Regions from separate parts of the Homo sapiens genome. Here regions 2 and 3 are each linked to region 1. Evidence: read pairs that join two places in POLR2A ChIA-PET (ENCODE). Cell type or tissue: OCI-LY7. All regions are shown on one strand. Links, peaks and the distances in the headings refer to the core of each region. The heading gives the core; the rest is flanking DNA.

What was found. Peaks named below come from ENCODE experiments on the same cell type or tissue, not always from the same donor. Only the 100,000 strongest peaks of a DNase experiment are listed, where the experiment ranks them.
Region 2: POLR2A ChIA-PET joins it to region 1 with 6 read pairs; 5 of 35 experiments call an interaction of 5 or more read pairs at or near these places.
Region 3: POLR2A ChIA-PET joins it to region 1 with 9 read pairs; 5 of 35 experiments call an interaction of 5 or more read pairs at or near these places.

Annotation. Positions count from the first base shown.
Region 1 is chr11:130,130,460-130,135,890 of GRCh38, reverse strand. APLP2 (amyloid beta precursor like protein 2) reads right to left here. Exons shown (of 17, transcript NM_001142276.2): 12 at 2,163-2,262; 13 at 176-328. Among named protein-coding and RNA genes, the nearest start is that of ST14, 27 kb to the left of the region's middle. In OCI-LY7, for the core only: CTCF peaks have their summits at 3,251 and 3,466; a DNase peak (open chromatin) is centred at 3,450; H3K27ac peaks cover 2,689 bases.
Region 2 is chr11:129,937,076-129,942,506 of GRCh38, reverse strand. PRDM10 (PR/SET domain 10) reads left to right here. Exons shown (of 21, transcript NM_199437.2): 7 at 1-81; 8 at 4,837-4,909. Among named protein-coding and RNA genes, the nearest start is that of NFRKB, 44 kb to the right of the region's middle. RefSeq lists an enhancer at 5,408-5,431. In OCI-LY7, for the core only: a CTCF peak has its summit at 1,350; DNase peaks (open chromatin) are centred at 2,826 and 4,836; H3K4me3 peaks cover 3,315 bases; H3K27ac peaks cover 4,801 bases.
Region 3 is chr11:129,944,810-129,950,240 of GRCh38, reverse strand. It overlaps PRDM10 (PR/SET domain 10), which reads left to right. Exons shown (of 21, transcript NM_199437.2): 5 at 2,871-3,096; 6 at 5,229-5,431. Among named protein-coding and RNA genes, the nearest start is that of NFRKB, 52 kb to the right of the region's middle. In OCI-LY7, for the core only: a CTCF peak has its summit at 2,571; DNase peaks (open chromatin) are centred at 2,530, 3,180 and 3,790; H3K4me3 peaks cover 3,815 bases; H3K27ac peaks cover 5,000 bases.

The sequences.
Region 1 (5,431 bases), core at 345-5,344:
AGCATCTAGCAGGGTCCTTGCACACAGTAGGCGCTCAATGAATCCAGTCTCCCTTCCCCTGACTCTCGCAGGAACACCATCTCCCAACTCAATTTGGTTTTCGAAAAACTGACTTCAATTCTCTCATTTTGTCCTCCCCCTGCTGCCCAGAAGTGGCACCGTCGCCCATACACACCTTCGTTCTCAGGTAGGGCTGGGAAGGGGTGGAAGGGGTGGAACGGTGGGATCTCCTCACTCTCCTCAGAGCTCACCCGGACGTCCACAGGGGTCTCTGAGATTGAGGCAGTGAACTGGTCCATATCTGCACGCTGCTCCTGAAGGAGCTCATCTGATGAAGACAGGGCAGGGGACAGAAAGCAGGCTTCAGAAGGGCCTGGTGTCCAGGCACAGGATGCTCTAGAGCTCCAAGACCCCACTGTGGCTCCCAGTTCCTGCCTGAAACACCTTCCTTGATTCTGTGGCACCACAGAGCCCCAACACCAGGGACCCCAGGGCGCCGTCCCAGGCACCCCTGCATCCACCTCCACACTCCAGTTAAGTGGTATCCACAACTCCACAGATTTTGGGGGTTTAAAAAATTGTACATATTTAAGGTCTAAAATATAATGCTTTGATATACATATACACCATGAAATGATTTCCATAGTCAAGCAAACACACACATCACCTTCCAGAATTACTTTTTTTTAAAAATAAGAATACCTCAAATCTACTCTCGGCAAATTTTTAGTATATAGTACGATATTACTAACTACAGTCCTCATGCTGTCCATCCCATCTCTAGACGTATCCACCCCACGTAACTACAACTACCACTTCATACCCTCTGACCTACTTCTCCCCGACGCCAGTTTTAAATACTGACCATATACCATGACTCCCAGGCCCGAATCCTGGACCTACTGCCTGACCTCTGCCTCACCTAAATCCTACATCCCCACATAACATCCAACAGAAATTTCTATCTTAACATGTATCAAGAGAGCTCCGGATTTCCTTCTCCACCTCAGTCAGCCATGGTACCACCATCCCCGAGCTGCTCCCAGTGGAACCCTAAGTGCACTTCTTGATGCCGCTCCCCCAACCCCACACGCAGCCCTGGGCGCAGCCCCACACACTCCCACCAGAACACATCCTACAGACCATCCCCAGCTGTCCCTGGGGTGCTCCTTCTCCTACCCCGTCACCCCTTCAGTGCATACTCCCAACAGCTCTCTCCTGAATTTCTAAAATCGCTTCCTGGCTGGTTTCTAATTTTAATCGACTACACACAGCAGCCAAGTGAGCTTTTAAAAATTCATAATCCAGATCTAGTCTTTCCCTAGCTGAAAATCCTCTAACGGCTTCCCATTATCCTAGAATAAAATCCAAACTCCTTGATTTTGCTGAAATTTCTTCCTCATCTGGTCCCTGCATACTTTGGCCACATCCCCTTTGCTATGTTGTAGCCACACTGATCTACTCAAATGTGATGCCTGACTTCCACCTGGGGCCTTTGTAGCTGCCGCTCCCTCTGCTACCAACGTGCTCTCCCGCTGTGATCTTACCATTCGGATCTCAGGCCACCGTCCCCAGAGGCAGCCGCCCCGACTGGCCACTCTCTAGCACTCTGCCCGAGTTTTCACACTGCACAGCACCTATCACCAGCTGACACTTATTTTCTTGTTTTACTATCTGTTTTTCTCTTATCAACACATCAACTCCAGCAGGTACCATCTGCTCGTGGACCATTTTACTCTGTGACACGCACGCAGCAGCCATAATAAAACTTGTTGAATAAATGAAGAAGATAAAGACCGGGAGAGGAGGAGGTGAGAATTTATATAAAATCAGGTGCTTGAAATAATCAGAACGAAGGAGGAAAACGGGAACAGGAAACTCGTAGTCTCTTGCAATTTCACACCCCAGATATTCTTCCGCTAACAGAGTGAAGGTCAGTGAAGCCCGAGGCTCCATGGCTCACAGCCAGTGCACCTGTCCTTGGTTCCTCCTTCACCTTGCCATGAAAGCTCCAGTGGACTCCAGGCTTCTGAAGCCAGGATGTGCTAATGCCCCACTTCACCGGCCTTGCTTGCTCATCTCTCTCTACTCTTGCCCAGCTTTCACTCCTGAGCCTCTGCAAGAAGTCCCGTATGACCTTGACACAAAGAGCTGGTACCCACCAATTTCCTCTTGAATTTCTTGGGCTACATAAGGTACTTTGTAGAGCAGAGAGAGGCTTTGGTTCCTCCTTTCTTCAATCACGTGGAGATGTGTCATCACCTGGAAGCAGAGTTATGGTGGAGAGGTGTTGTGACTGAAAACAACTAGGCCAGGAGGGAACTTGCAGCTGGAACATCGACACAACTTCTGGAAAAACCACTTTACAAAGCATATTCTCTACAGAGTCTAGCAAAGCAACTGGTCAGGGGAAATGTATTAATCCTCACGCCATATTTACTGACTGCTAAAGTATAAGAACGTGTTCAGCCTGGGCGTGGTGGCTCACACCTGTAATTCCAGCACTTTGGGAGGGTGAGACAGCAGGATCACTTGAGCGAAGGAGTTTGAGACCAGCCTGGTCAACATGATGAAACCCTGTCTCCACCAAAAATACAAAAATTAGCCAGGCATAGTACTGTGTGCCTGCAGTCACGGCTACCTGGGAGGCTAAGGCTGGAGGATCACTGGAGCCCAGGAGGTTTAGGCTACAGTGAGCTATGACTGTGCTACTGCACTCCAACCTAGGCAACAGAGCAAGATCCTGTCTTAAAAAAAAAAAAAAAGACTGTATAATTCCCCCAGCTGACATGAGAATTTATCTGGAAAGTGCTCCAAATTAAGAGACAATTTATTTAAAAATGGCCACTAGCTACTGGATTTTCATACAAGGCACTTACTACTAATTATATTGAGCCAAAAAAAAAAAAAAGAACTCTAATTTGTACAATGCCGAATGTTCAGTAAGGTTTTGCTGAGTGAAAGAAGAGTCAGTTGATTTCTACCACTGGTCAGATTAGATGGGATTAAAAAAGACTGAAATTACTGGCTGAAAAGCAGACTTGGCAACAGAGGGAACCATTATGGATTTTGCTTAGTGAAGCAATTGCTTAAATGATTATTGTGGTAAATAAAGAATTAGTTTATTCCTATTTAACTAAATTGCTATTTTTTGAAAAACTCATGCTGAGGTATAAATAAACCTGATTTTAAGGGGGTGATAAAGGAAGACTCATCTACCGTAGCTCACTGCCTTTTCTGAATGCAAAAGTTCTAAGGTTATTCATTATTTAAAAAAAAAAAAAAAGGCCATTAGAAGTGGTCACTATTTTTACAGTTTTCCAGGATGGAAGTGAAAGGTGACGGGCTAGCATCCACCCCAATGACACGGCGAGGTGTGTTGCTGTAGCTCCCACAAGCTTTTCAAGCTAAGTCATCCCCGCCTGGTTAGACCTGCAATTACCAAGCTTTTCCTAAAGAGGGTGCTGGAAACCAGTGGATTAATTATGTGGGCCTGAAGCCATTAACATGAAGGATCAAAATGAAAAAAAAAGCTAAATGGAAAGATGCTTTTATTGTAGACTGACATCTCTCTGACCTTTCAAAGCAAGGATGAAAGCAATTTAATTTTATATTTGCCATTCTGTCAATCAAGGAAAGCACAAGAGTGAGTGCCTTGAAGAAAAAATGCAAATGAAGCCAAAATGCAACACCCACGGGTTCAGCAAGTGTTGTCCTGCTACACCTCCCAGAGGAACCGGGAGCCGTGTGAGACAGGAAGGTTCATACACTCACAGAGGACAAGAACCACAGAGCGGGAGACTGCAAATTAGTGTCTCTACAGCAAACCATTGGCTATAGTATGGGGGTAAAAGCACCATCTCACTCATATCCAGACAAGCAGACATGGCACAAGTTACAACAGGCTGAATATCTGCAAATTTTTCTGGTGTTTAGATAACAGAATAGGGAACAAGGCAGAAGGTAAGCTTTGCCAGAATTAAAGCTAAGAGCAGGTAGTAAGTAGCAGACAGGAGAGCTGGGTTTTCTCCCCAAAGGTGTTTAAATGGGAGCATTCTACTTCCCACATTACTTGGTGTGGAAGCTTGATCTCACTTGCAGGAATTCTCTATTAATTTAATATACTGATCAAAATCTCTCCTTCCCTTCTACTCTCACACAAAACTGGCTAGAATACAACACGATAATTTAATTTTAAACCAGAAAGTTTGGAAAGTGATTAAGTCTTTTCAAAAAATCAAGTAGACCCCAAGAGCCTAGGCCCTGTCAAGATGCATGCGTTTTCCATCCAGGCCTCTTGGACTTTCTCCTCTTCTGCTACATCCAGCGTGAAGCAAAGTCCTGAGCTCCAGGCCCACACCAGATGCCCCTTAGGGTCTCCAACCCAGCCCCTTTCCACGTTCTTCCCACTCTTTAGAAGCCTGAGTTCTTTTATTCCCCAAAACAACCAGCTTCTGAAGTGAACTCTGTATATCTAAGAACACCTGCTCTAGGCTGGGAGTGGTGGCTCACACCTGTAATCCTAGAACTTTGGGAGGCAGAGGTGGGCGGATTACCTGAGGCCAGGAGCCCAAGACCAGCCTGGCCAATATGGTGAAACCCCGTCTCTACTGAAACTACAAAACTTAACCAGGTACTGTGGTGGGCACCTGTAATCCCAGCTACTTGGGAGGCTGAAGCAAGAGAATCATTTGAACCCGGGAGGCAGAAGTTGCAGTGAGCTGAGATGGTGCCATTGCAACCCAGCCTGAGTGACAGAGTGGGACTCCATCTCAAACAAACAGACAAAAAAACACCTGCTCTTCACCTTTACAGTTATTATCTCTACACTAGCGTGTGAGCTGCTCAAGGGCACTCAAGGGAGTCAACCCGGCAGCACTGAATGCCAGTGTGGAGTCTGGCACTGAGACAGACCCCCAGCTCCACAAATGGAGCAGCTCAGCTCCAATACTCCAAAGGCCTTTAGGCCTTTAGGCACATTACCTTTTCATCTTCACACTCATAGCAGCTGTGGGGAAGGAGGGTTTCTGGGCTGACAGGCCAGCACCCGTGCAGTAAGTGAGCCCATGTACCCTGACACTCACAATCAGCACAGCACTGTATTTACAATATGAGAGGAAATCAAGTAAGATCAGCGTTGTTACTATAAGGCCCTCTAGGAAAACTAAGGCTGAGCTAGGAGACTTCCTGGTTTAAACGGAAGCTAGCAGTCTTGTAGGCAAGCTCATTTTTATGAATACAAAAAAGTAAAACTCAAGTTAATATATGAACAACACCAATATTAGAAGTAGGAACCAGAAACAAACCTCTGTAGATGAAAGTAAAGCTGGACAAAACCTAGGAATGTAAAAGTGTCTGTCTAAACAAAAACTATACTGCACAAAACAAGAGACCAATTTTTAAGATCTGCTTGATAAATATACCTAGAAAA
Region 2 (5,431 bases), core at 247-5,246, 190 kb after region 1:
CAGAACCTGGTGGCTTACCAGTATGGCCACCATGTGTATTATACAACCATAAAAAATGTGGAGCCCAAGCAGGAACTGAAGGTACAGTGCTGCCTGACCCGTGCTGCTATTTGCTAGCAAGAGTGATTGTTTAGGGCTTTTTGCAATTTTATTTTCCTAAAGTGGGTTTGTTTAACAAAAAAGGGGGAGGGGGGTCATTTTCTGGTTATTCACATACTTATTGAGTAGCTACCATGTAGTACACACTGTCATAATCCTGTAAATAGAATGAAAAGTATATGGCTTTTATGCTAATCAAAGGGCCTATGTGAAGCCGGGCATGGTGGCTCACACTTGTAATCCCAGCACTTCAGGAGGCTGAGACAGTTGGATCACTTCAGGTCTGGAGTTCAAGACCAGCCTGGTCAACATGGCAAAACCCCATTTCTACTAAAAATACAAAAATTAGCCGAGCATGGTGGCGGGTGCCTGTAATCCCAGCTACTTGTGAAGCTGAGGCAGGAGAATCGCTTGAACCAGGAGATTGCGCAGAGCCAACGTGAAAGCATGAGGTCCAGGGGTAAGGAGGTGGTAGTTTTGGGGAGTAGACCAGTACAGATGCTCCTCTACCTATGATGGAGTTAGATCCCAATAAGCCCCAGTGTAACTGAAAATATTGTAAACTGAAAATGTACTTAATACACTCAACCTACGAATATCATACCTCAGCCTGGCCTGCCTTAAATGTGATCAGAACACTTGCATTAACCTACAGTTGGGCAAAATTATCTAACACCGTGCCTATTTTATAAGAAAGTATTGACTATCTCATGTCATGTATTGAATACTGTACTGAAAGTGAAAAGCAGAATGGCTGTATGGGCACTCAGACGATTTCTACTTGAACGCATCTCACTCTCACACCATCGTCATGTCAAAAACTTGTAAGTCAAACCATTGACAGGAACGCGTGTATATCTGTGACGGAGTGATTAAAGATGTCGGTTAACTTCATTTACACACTCCATAGTTGGGAAACAGATGTTTAGATGTATGGGCAAGATTTTTTTCTTTGTATGAATGTTTTACTCAAAGGATCCTATGTGCCGACTTCTGATTTCATAAATATATTTTGGGGTAATAACTATTGAAATTTATCTAAATAATAATTCTTGATGACATAATAAAATTTTGCTATGATTCTAAATGAAAATTCCTTTTTTAAAATAAAGCTTATATTAAGAACATGCCAAAAGAGGGGATCAAAATACTCTTTAGCTTCCTGATATAAATGAAAAATAGGCAAGAAATGATCATATAAGTACACAAACACTGAATTGCACAGTGCCTCCATATGGTACAAATTAGAAATGGATACCTCTTTTGAGGGAGAAAGAATCCTGGATTTTGTTCAAAAGGTATGCAGAACCTCTGTTTTTGAAACCATCAGCTAGAGAATCCATAAACCCCAAAGAAAACATGTAAAAGGAGATTCCTATCTCATACCATGTATGCCAATAAATTCCTGATTAGAAAAAAAACTGAGGTGAATATTTTTTAACTGTGAAGGGCAGATTTTCTCTTTTAAACCAGTAGATAGAACTATAAAGTTGGAGAGAAACAAATAAGAATATAACAGTTCAGTCTAATGAACAACCATAAAACAAAAAGGAAACAACAGAAAGGGGGAAATATTTGTAATACACATTAAAAGGTTCAACTTTCAAAACTGACAGACCTCACTGCACCCAGATGGACAAATGAACAAATGTCAGGAATTGACTTTATCTGGAGGAGGAAACAAATAGTAAAAAAAAGTTTTAAAACAGAAAATAGCAAATGCATTCTGGGCTTAATACCTACATGATGTGTTGATAGGTCCAGCAAATCACCATGGCACATGTTTACCTATGTAACAAATCTGCACATCCTGCACATATACCCTGGAACTTTAAAAAGTTAAAAAAATTTTTCAACATTAATAATTTTTAAAACCGTCAAAATAACTATGAGCTACTATTTATATTTAAATTAGCAAAAATAAATGGATACAGTACAATGAATGTGAATGTTGAAAAAATAGGAATGTCAATTGTAGAATTGCATTTCATAAAACATTTCTGGAAGTATATAGCAAAAATATTCTTGGCTGAGTAAATCTAATCATTGAATGTTAATCAGAGGAAATAGTTATAAAAAGAAGACAGTACTAGACTCTACTGTATTTCACTGACCCTGATACCAATGATTTTAGGATGCACTATTATTTTATGCACCATTAAGAAAAAAAGCTACCTATTACAGTGCTTTTTAAAAATAAAAAATGGTTAGAAGGAGCTATTTTAGACTTATTTTGACATAATTTTAAAATTACATCATACTTGTGCATTCATAAAAAGACACACTGAAGCAAAATAAATTGGTTGAGGTATAAACCACTTTGTGTGCAGAGCCTGAATTCTTTTTCCTGCATCACTGTTTGACTTCATTGTGGATGTTTGTGCCTTTCTGTGTGCTGTCATCTTCTGTGCCATTGAGAATGTGAAGCAGCTGCAATATTTTAAAAATAAGTGTTCTGCTGTTGCCCCTGGGATGTTCCCTCAAGCCACTGATCACCTTCCTGCAAGTTTTGATACTGTGCTTTCCCATTTGATTGAACTCATCTGTGTCTTTTTCCTCAATTGACTCACGTATCCTTGAAGTGGAGAGGCTTTGGATCAAGCCTGTAGGAAGTTTCTGACAGCTGATGCCTTACTGAGAAGCCCTGCAGGATGCACGCCAGCCTTGCATGGCTTTCAGATTTCTTGTGTTTGTTCTGAAGGAAATGGCAGATCTTTTTGGCCTTCATTTGCATTGCTTGGCACGTGTTCACTCATGGGGTGTCAGTGGGCTTACAGCTGAATGAGGTGAGAACAGTACAAAGAGCTTGACCAGGTTTGTGCAGGAGCAGTGAGCAGGTAGCAAGAGCTCCATCGTGGCCATGACTGTAGAAGGCCCTAGAGTGTGAAACACATCCTGACTTCTGACCTGTGAAAATATTTAAAAATACACCTTGGAATTGATCAGGGTAGGATTTATAATAGTAAAATGATAATCCATCTAAAAGTGCAACTACAGGGGCGTAGTTAATTAAATTATAGAATACAGACTATGTAGACTATTATTCCACAGTAAAAAATAAAATGTCTTTATAAATATTTCCATATATTTAAAATAATCCGTAAAAATCATATATGATTAATTCATTTGGTAATTGATATATTGAACTCTTACTGTGTTTGAGACCCTAGAAAACATAGACCAGCTCCCTATGTTCAGGGAACCTGTATTCTAGAGCAGACATGGACAGAAAGATGTAAACAAGCAAATAATAACTCATGGGGTAAGTTCCATGAAGGAAACAGATGGTGCAGGAAGAGCAGGTAACAAGAAAGGGACCGATTTTGATGTGATGGTTGGGGAAGGCCCTGCTGACGAGGCTCTACTGAGGCTGAGAACTATGGAATGGGGCCAGCACTACAGAGGGTTAGGGCAGGGGTGAGGGCAAAGAGCCCAGCACTTGTGGGGGTGAAACAGCAGGGCTGAAGACTTGGGATGGTGAAGCACTTGGCATGTTTGAGCAGTTGAAAGCAGGCCCTGTTGACTGAAGCGTGGGTCAGGGAGACTGACAAGGGCTGAGTTTGCTTTTCCAGGTTGGGGAGATTGTGGAGCCCTTTGGAGATTATCACAAACATTTCAGGTTTACTATGAGACGAGAAGCCGTTGCCTGCATGACAAGATCTGATTGTGTGTTCTTTTTATTGATACATGTTAGTTGTACATATTTTTGGGATACACGTGATATTTTGATGCCTGTATATGATGTGTAATGATCCAACTGGGGTAACTGGGATTTGAGGAGACCACTCTGGCTACTGTGTAAATTGCAGAGAAAAGGAGAGGCCAGTCAGAAGGCCAAGTGGCCATCCAGGCAAGAAATGGTCTTGGCATGCATCAGGGTGGCAAAAGCGGGGATGGAGAACAATCGAGGGAGCGGTAGTCCTTGCTAAAGGCATATAGAAGCAAGCGGAGGAATCAAAGGCACCTTTCAGGTTTCAAGTCTGAGCAACTGGGTGGAAGGTATTCATCAAGATGGGGAAGATGGGTGGAGGTGTGAGTTGGAAAGCATTGAGAATTCCATTCTGGACATGCTGAGTTTGATCTGTTTGTGAGACATCTAAAACATCCAGTCAAACACACTCAGAGGGAACAGAGAGAGTCTGGGATGGAGATATTAATTTGGGATTCATTAGCATAGAGTTGGTTGGAAATGAATGTGGCCACCTGAGGTCAAAATAAGAAGTCCCTACACTCTGACTAAGCTTTGAGCCACACCAATATTTAGAAGTTAGGGAGAAAAAAAAAAGAGGCCAACAGAGTGAGCAGAAGTAGCCAGTGGGTGGGCGGGAGAAGGTGGTTGCCTTGGAAGGTGTCATTGGTGACCCCAGTAAGGGCTGTTTGGTGGCAACCACTATGACTACAACCCTGTAAAAACCAGTGTTTAAATATAGATAAGAAATCAGGGGAGGCTGTTTTATTTAGTTGAAGAGACTATGATTATAATTCTTGTGAAGTTATTCTAGTAACAGAAACCATTTTCTGAAAAAGAAAACAGGCAGTGCGTCTTGGCAAATGAACTTCCTGACTGATCTGCTGGAAAGGTATTGCAAGGGGAGCTCACAGCATGATCTTTTTTTCCATTGTTAATGGGCTGTGGAAAAGCCTGAATTGTTTCCTGTAAGCAGGAGAAATAATTTAAGCATGCAAAGAACATCTGGTGATGTCCCCAGTTCTTGATGATATACTTGCTTCTTGCAGGTGTGGTATGCCGCATCCTATGCTGAGTTCGTGAACCAGAAAATTCATGACATTTCTGAGGAAGAAAGGAAAGGTGGTTAGACGTTTATGTTTTACATTTTCTATATGAATTCTAAATTGTATATATCACATCTTTATGAAACCTCTAATTTTTTTTTTGTCTCAGTATATTTCAGAAGTTATTCCAGTAGGTTTTTTAGAGACACACATCTCCATCTAATTCAGTGTCAAACTACAATGACATTTACATTTCTTTCATGTGTGCTGGAAAATAATATTTAATATAATGAAGACTTCCAAATACCAAATTAGAACCTAGATCAGAGGACGATTCCTATCCAGATTTTATCATCTCTGAGGATATACCAAGGCAGGCATTGGCTTTGTTTTTAATGCAAATGTCACTGAAGTATAATCTACATACAGAAAGCTGCACACATCATAAGTATATGGCTTAAATTTTCACAAAGTGAACACACCCATGTAACCTGCACCCAGATCAAGAAACAGCGTTACTGTGCCCTAGAAGTTTCTTTGTGCTGCCTTCTAATTCCTACTCACTCCCAAGCGTAACTCTCTCCTGACTTCTAGTACC
Region 3 (5,431 bases), core at 247-5,246, 190 kb after region 1:
TTATTATTTGAGACAGGGCCTTGCTGTGTCACCCAGGCTGGAGTGACACCATCACAGCTCACTGCAGCCTCAACCTCCTGGGCTCAAATGATTCTCCCATGTCAGTCTCCTGAGTAGCTGGGACCACAGGCACGTGCCACCACTGCCCAGCTAAATTTTGTATTTTTTGTAGAGACAGGGTTTCACCATGTTGCTCAGGCTGGTCTCGAAATCCTGGGCTCAAGCAATCCTCCTGCCTCAACCTCGGAGAGTGCTGGGATTACAGGCATGAGCCATCACGCCTGGCCTCTTTTTTTGGGGGGTGGGGGGGTGGAGTTTCGCTCTTGTCACCCAGGCTGGAGTGCAATGGCGTGATCTCAGCTCACTGCAACCTCCGCCTCCTGGGTTCAAGTGATTCTTCTGCCTCAGGCTCCCGAGTAGCTGGGATTACAGGCACCCGCTACCATGCCCAGCTACTTTTTTTTGTATTTTTAGTAGAGACAGGGTTTCACCATGTTGGCCAGGCTGGTCTCAAACTCCTGACCTCAGGTGATCTGCGCACCTTGGCCTCCCAAAGTGCTGGGATTACAGGCATGAGCCACCATGCCCAGCCACACCCAGCCTCTTTTTAGAGTTTGATAAGTTCTTCGATTAAGATGCACAGCAGAAAAAGGATGTTTCTGTGAGTACTGCAAAGACTTCCTCTAGATGCCTGAAGGGATTGGTGTTATTTCCCAAAAGGCCAAATATATTTCAACAAATTAATCTTCATTGAACACCTACTTTATGCTCAGCGATCTTTTAAATTTGAGGAGGAAGTATATGATATCATCATGGTCCTTAAAGAACTTAGGATAATAATGATTAATACTAAGCAGTTACTAAATGCTATACACTCTGCTACTGGCCTTATATACATATTGTTTCACTTAATACAACAACCTGAGGCATGTATTACTGTGTCCATTTTACAGACAAAGAAACTGAGGTTCAGAGAAGTGTAGTAACTTGCTAAGGGGTGGGGCAAGGATTTTACTCTAAATGCCTGACTCCAAAGCCCATAGTCTATTTCCCTGAGGTGCAGTTGGAGAGGCAAGATGGACTCATGTGAAAACGCATACTCATCACCAAAATAGATGGTGTTTGGCAATGGATGCAAAGCTGTGGGGATAGTTAATGTGTGAGATGTCTGGATCTGAAGTCTAAAGATCTTGGCAGATGGGAAGAACAGATAAAAGCAGTGAAATGAAATTTACTGGAGATAAATGCAAAATCCCCCATTTAAGTAAAAATCAGCTCTTGAAGTCCTGATGAGGGGAAAAATGGTTTAATAGCACTCTATGAGGGGAAAAGAGGACTTAGATATTTTAGTTATCTGCAAGTTCAGGATGGGTCTGCAGTAGAGCAACGTGGCCAACGTAAACACTAATGCACCCTGATGTTGTATTAATAAAAATATGGAATCCACTGCGAAATAAATGAAGACAACAAGATGATTAGGGAGCTGGGAGTTTGGTCATGTGAGAAATGACTGAATGAATTAGGGTTTTTTGGCCTTCAGATATTTGATTCTTGTGGCGGAAGGGTTACACTTATTCTAGCTACCTCCAGAGGAAAGTCCTGGGCCCTAACCAAAGCGTGGAAGATCTGGGCTCCACAGAAATTGTCATAGAACTATTTCAGAATGATTCAGGCTGCCTGGTGAGGTCATGAAATGTGGAAGCAGATGCTGAGTGCTGTTGTGGAGTGGGATTCTATGGCTCCAAGGGCTGCAGGAGTTCAGAGCAGAGGAGACTCAGGGAGGGCTGGAGGCATCAAAGGCGGTTCACTGGGAAACTGGAATGTGGTAGGATTTAGAAGGTGGCTGAGGAAAGAGTATTTTAGGTGAGGAAAACAACATATGAGAAGATAAAGGGAGTGGCATTTTTAAAAACTTGCTTTATTTATTGAATAGGACATGGCTTGAGTATGACCTTGTGCTAATTGGGCAGGAGGAGCAAGATTGCATAAAGGGATTCTAGGCCAGTGTATAATCCCATAACACTTAGATTGGAGGCAGGAGAACTTTTTAAGGTACCATTTTTATTTTCTGCCAGGATATTTGATAAGATAGCATTAACCTAATACATGACCCAAACTGTGTCTTATTTGCAGGAGACTGACTTCAGCATGATGAAACAAACAGGCACCTCATCTCTTTCATTCTTACTTAAAAACCTCAGCCTGCCTGAGCTGTTTAAAAGGAGAGCTGTGAGCTATGGAACTTTGTTAACCATGTGTTGCACGACGTGTTTAGTTTTAAAAGACAAGTGGTTGAGGATAGGTCAACTCATTTACCCCCTCCAGTGTGGTATGGCTACTCTGGAAAGGCAAGAGGGACCCCCACCCCAGGTTTAGTTCAGATGTGGAAACTGATGATACCTCACATGTGCACACATCGAAACGGTCTGTTGCTTACCTATTTGAAGTCTTGGGAGACAGGGCAGGCCTCTCAAGCAGTGTGAAACGGCTGAATGAGCCAGGAAGAGACCAGGTTTTATTAAGTTTTAGGGGTGGGGTCAGGACGCAGGTGGTCAGGGCCTTGCCAGTGTTGACTCTCCCACTGCTGCCAAAGGAGGGAGCACCTGAGCCTTCTTAGCAGCCCTCCCAGGTGTGGGACAGAAGGGGCAGAGGGAGGGCAGAGGCTTAAAGGCTGTGAGCAGTCAGATCAAAAATGAAGCCAGCTCTTCCTCACAGCCGGTAGATGGAAGTCATTTTTCCAGGGCCTGGAAGGAGTTGGTAGGAAGACTAGATTTCAGCCAGCCCTTGCGCCCTGTTTGTGCCAGCAGGCACCAGCGAACCAAAAGCAGGTGTCCATGTCTGCTTACTCTGTGCCTTCAACTTTTGCCCAGGCCTCATTGCCAGTTCATAACCAGGTGCTGCCTTCCATCGAGAGTGTAGATGGGTCCGACCCTTTGGCAACTCTGCAGACCCCTCTAGGCAGACTGGAGGCCAAAGAGGAAGAGGATGAGGATGAGGACGAGGACACTGAGGAAGATGAGGAAGAAGACGGTGAGGACACGGATCTGGATGACTGGGAGCCAGACCCGCCCCGGCCCTTCGACCCACACGACTTGTGTAAGTGTGGGCACGGGTCTCCCCCAGGGAAGCTGTGTCCATCTTGTGTGTCTGTGTACGTGTGCGTGTGTGTGAACATAGCTCCCGTGCGTCAGGTCCTTCCGTGTGCAGCCAACTGTGCTACATTCTCTGCTTGCTTCATCCCACCTGGCCTTCACTGCAGCCCTTTGAGGGACACTCTCCTTCGTTTTCTGATTTACTGATGAGTAAACAAGCTCAGAAGATTGGGAAGCTCGCTGGGGGTCACACAGGGACGAAGGGGCATCAGGCAGCCAAGCCCAGGTCTCTCACACCAGAGCTTCAGCTACCAAACCACCATGGTAGATTTGCCCGATCCTGCGCTCTTCAGCCACTTCAGCTTTAACAAGTTTGCCTTGCTGCTTTGCCTCTTCCATGATAGCCTTTTAAGAATGCTGTTCTATCCCAGGCGTGAGTGCCCTGAGTCTACTACCTCCTTTATGCCCTCCATGGCCCTACCATGAGGTGGGTAGCTTTCCCAGGGCTGTGCCAATAATTTGAGGGTCAGGACTCCAGTTCAGGCAGTCTGGCCCCTCGGCAGCGCCCTTGATCAGCCACCCCACCCTACTGCTTGCTGGGGGTTCACATTCCACCACCAAGAAACCATCAGTTTCTTTCTGTGGATTTTCTTGCTTATGTGGCAAAGTGCTTACTCATTGATTTGCATTACTGAGGCTCTTCAGAGCTTTGTGGTTTCATCCTGTTTCTCCTGGTCCTTCTGTGTGGTGGTGGTAAAATCTGTCTGCTTGGGCCCAGTGTTCAAGCTCCACATCTAATCCCAGTTCAACAGAGAACTTGCTCGTTTTGGTTTTCCTTGAATTCATACGTTTTCTTTTCTTTTCTTTTTGTTTGTTTTTGTTTTTTTTTCTTTAATTTTGAGACAGGGTCTTGGTCTGTCTCCCAAGCTGGAGTGCAGTGGTTCAAGCTCGGTTCACTGCAGCCCTCTGCCTCCCAGGTTCAAGCAATTCTCAAGCCTCAGCCTCCGGAGTAGAGTAGTTGGGACTACAGATGTGCACCACCACGCCCAGCTAATTTTTTTTTTTTGTATTTTTAGTAGAGATGGAGTTTCACCATGTTGGCGAGACTGGTCTCGAACTCCTGACCTCAAGTGATCCGCCCACCTCAGCCTCCCAAAGTGCTGGGATTACAGGCTGAGCCACTGCACCTGGGAAAAATTCTTACATTTTTGAGGCAACTCCTAAGTCAAATGCACAGAAAATCACTTTATCTTTAAAATATTAATACAAAGTAGCTCTGTTATTTGAGAATTGTAGAAATTAAAAATAACTATTTCCTAAACCAGGTCACCATGCAGCTGGAGTAAGGTAAAGCATGTTAAGTGTGTTAAGGGTTGTGGGCATGGCCTGTGTGGTCCATTTGCTCTCCTCCGTTTTGGGGCTGTACCTGTCTCGTTCTGGCGGTTAGCTTACAGGTGGGTGCTCCTGGCAAAGAGGCAGGGCGTGTGGCCGGACTGGTGCAAACCGAGTGCTCTTGGAATGGGCGGAAAATGTTGTGTCATCCCAGTGAATGAAGGAAGGGATTCTAAATTTGTTCATTTTAGCATTATCTAATCAGACAGTATGCACTGAACTCTCAGACCGCACAACCCTTTTTCCGTTTGAGTTAGGCTGAGATATAAGACTTCTGTAACTCCCTTTGAGAAAATTGATTCAATAGTATTGTCAGGGTTCCTCCCCGGCCCCGGAATAGTTTTATTGAGATAATGGGCATACTATAAAATTCACCTATTTTGTCTCATCAGATAGTGCAACATTTAGCCTGATACGCTCTTTTTACTCTTCAGACATGTTGTAATTGATTTGTAAATTTAGTGGCCACTATTCAAAGGACTCTCCAGCAAAGAAGTCAGTCATGGCCTGCTAGTTGTTTTTGGCAGGCATAAGCAAATTCTGTCTGATTTTAGAGGAGAATTACAGGATTTTTACTGGTCTCCCAGAGAGAATGTATTACCGTTGAATGGGTAGCGCCATTAGGAGTTCATTGAATTTTGGCTTGAAAATGCAGACGGGGATTTTTCGGGTCAGAATTTTTTACCTCACATCAAGTCACACTGAGGAATTGGACTTTTCTTCAAGACTGTCTCTCTTTTGCAGGGTGTGAGGAGTGCAATAACGCGCATGCTTCAGTGTGTCCGAAGCACGGCCCCTTGCACCCGATCCCCAACCGGCCGGTGCTCACCCGGGCCAGGGCGAGCCTCCCCCTGGTGCTCTACATAGACAGGTTTCTGGGCGGGGTGTTCTCCAAGCGGCGCATCCCCAAGCGCACCCAGTTTGGCCCCGTGGAGGGGCCTCTCGTC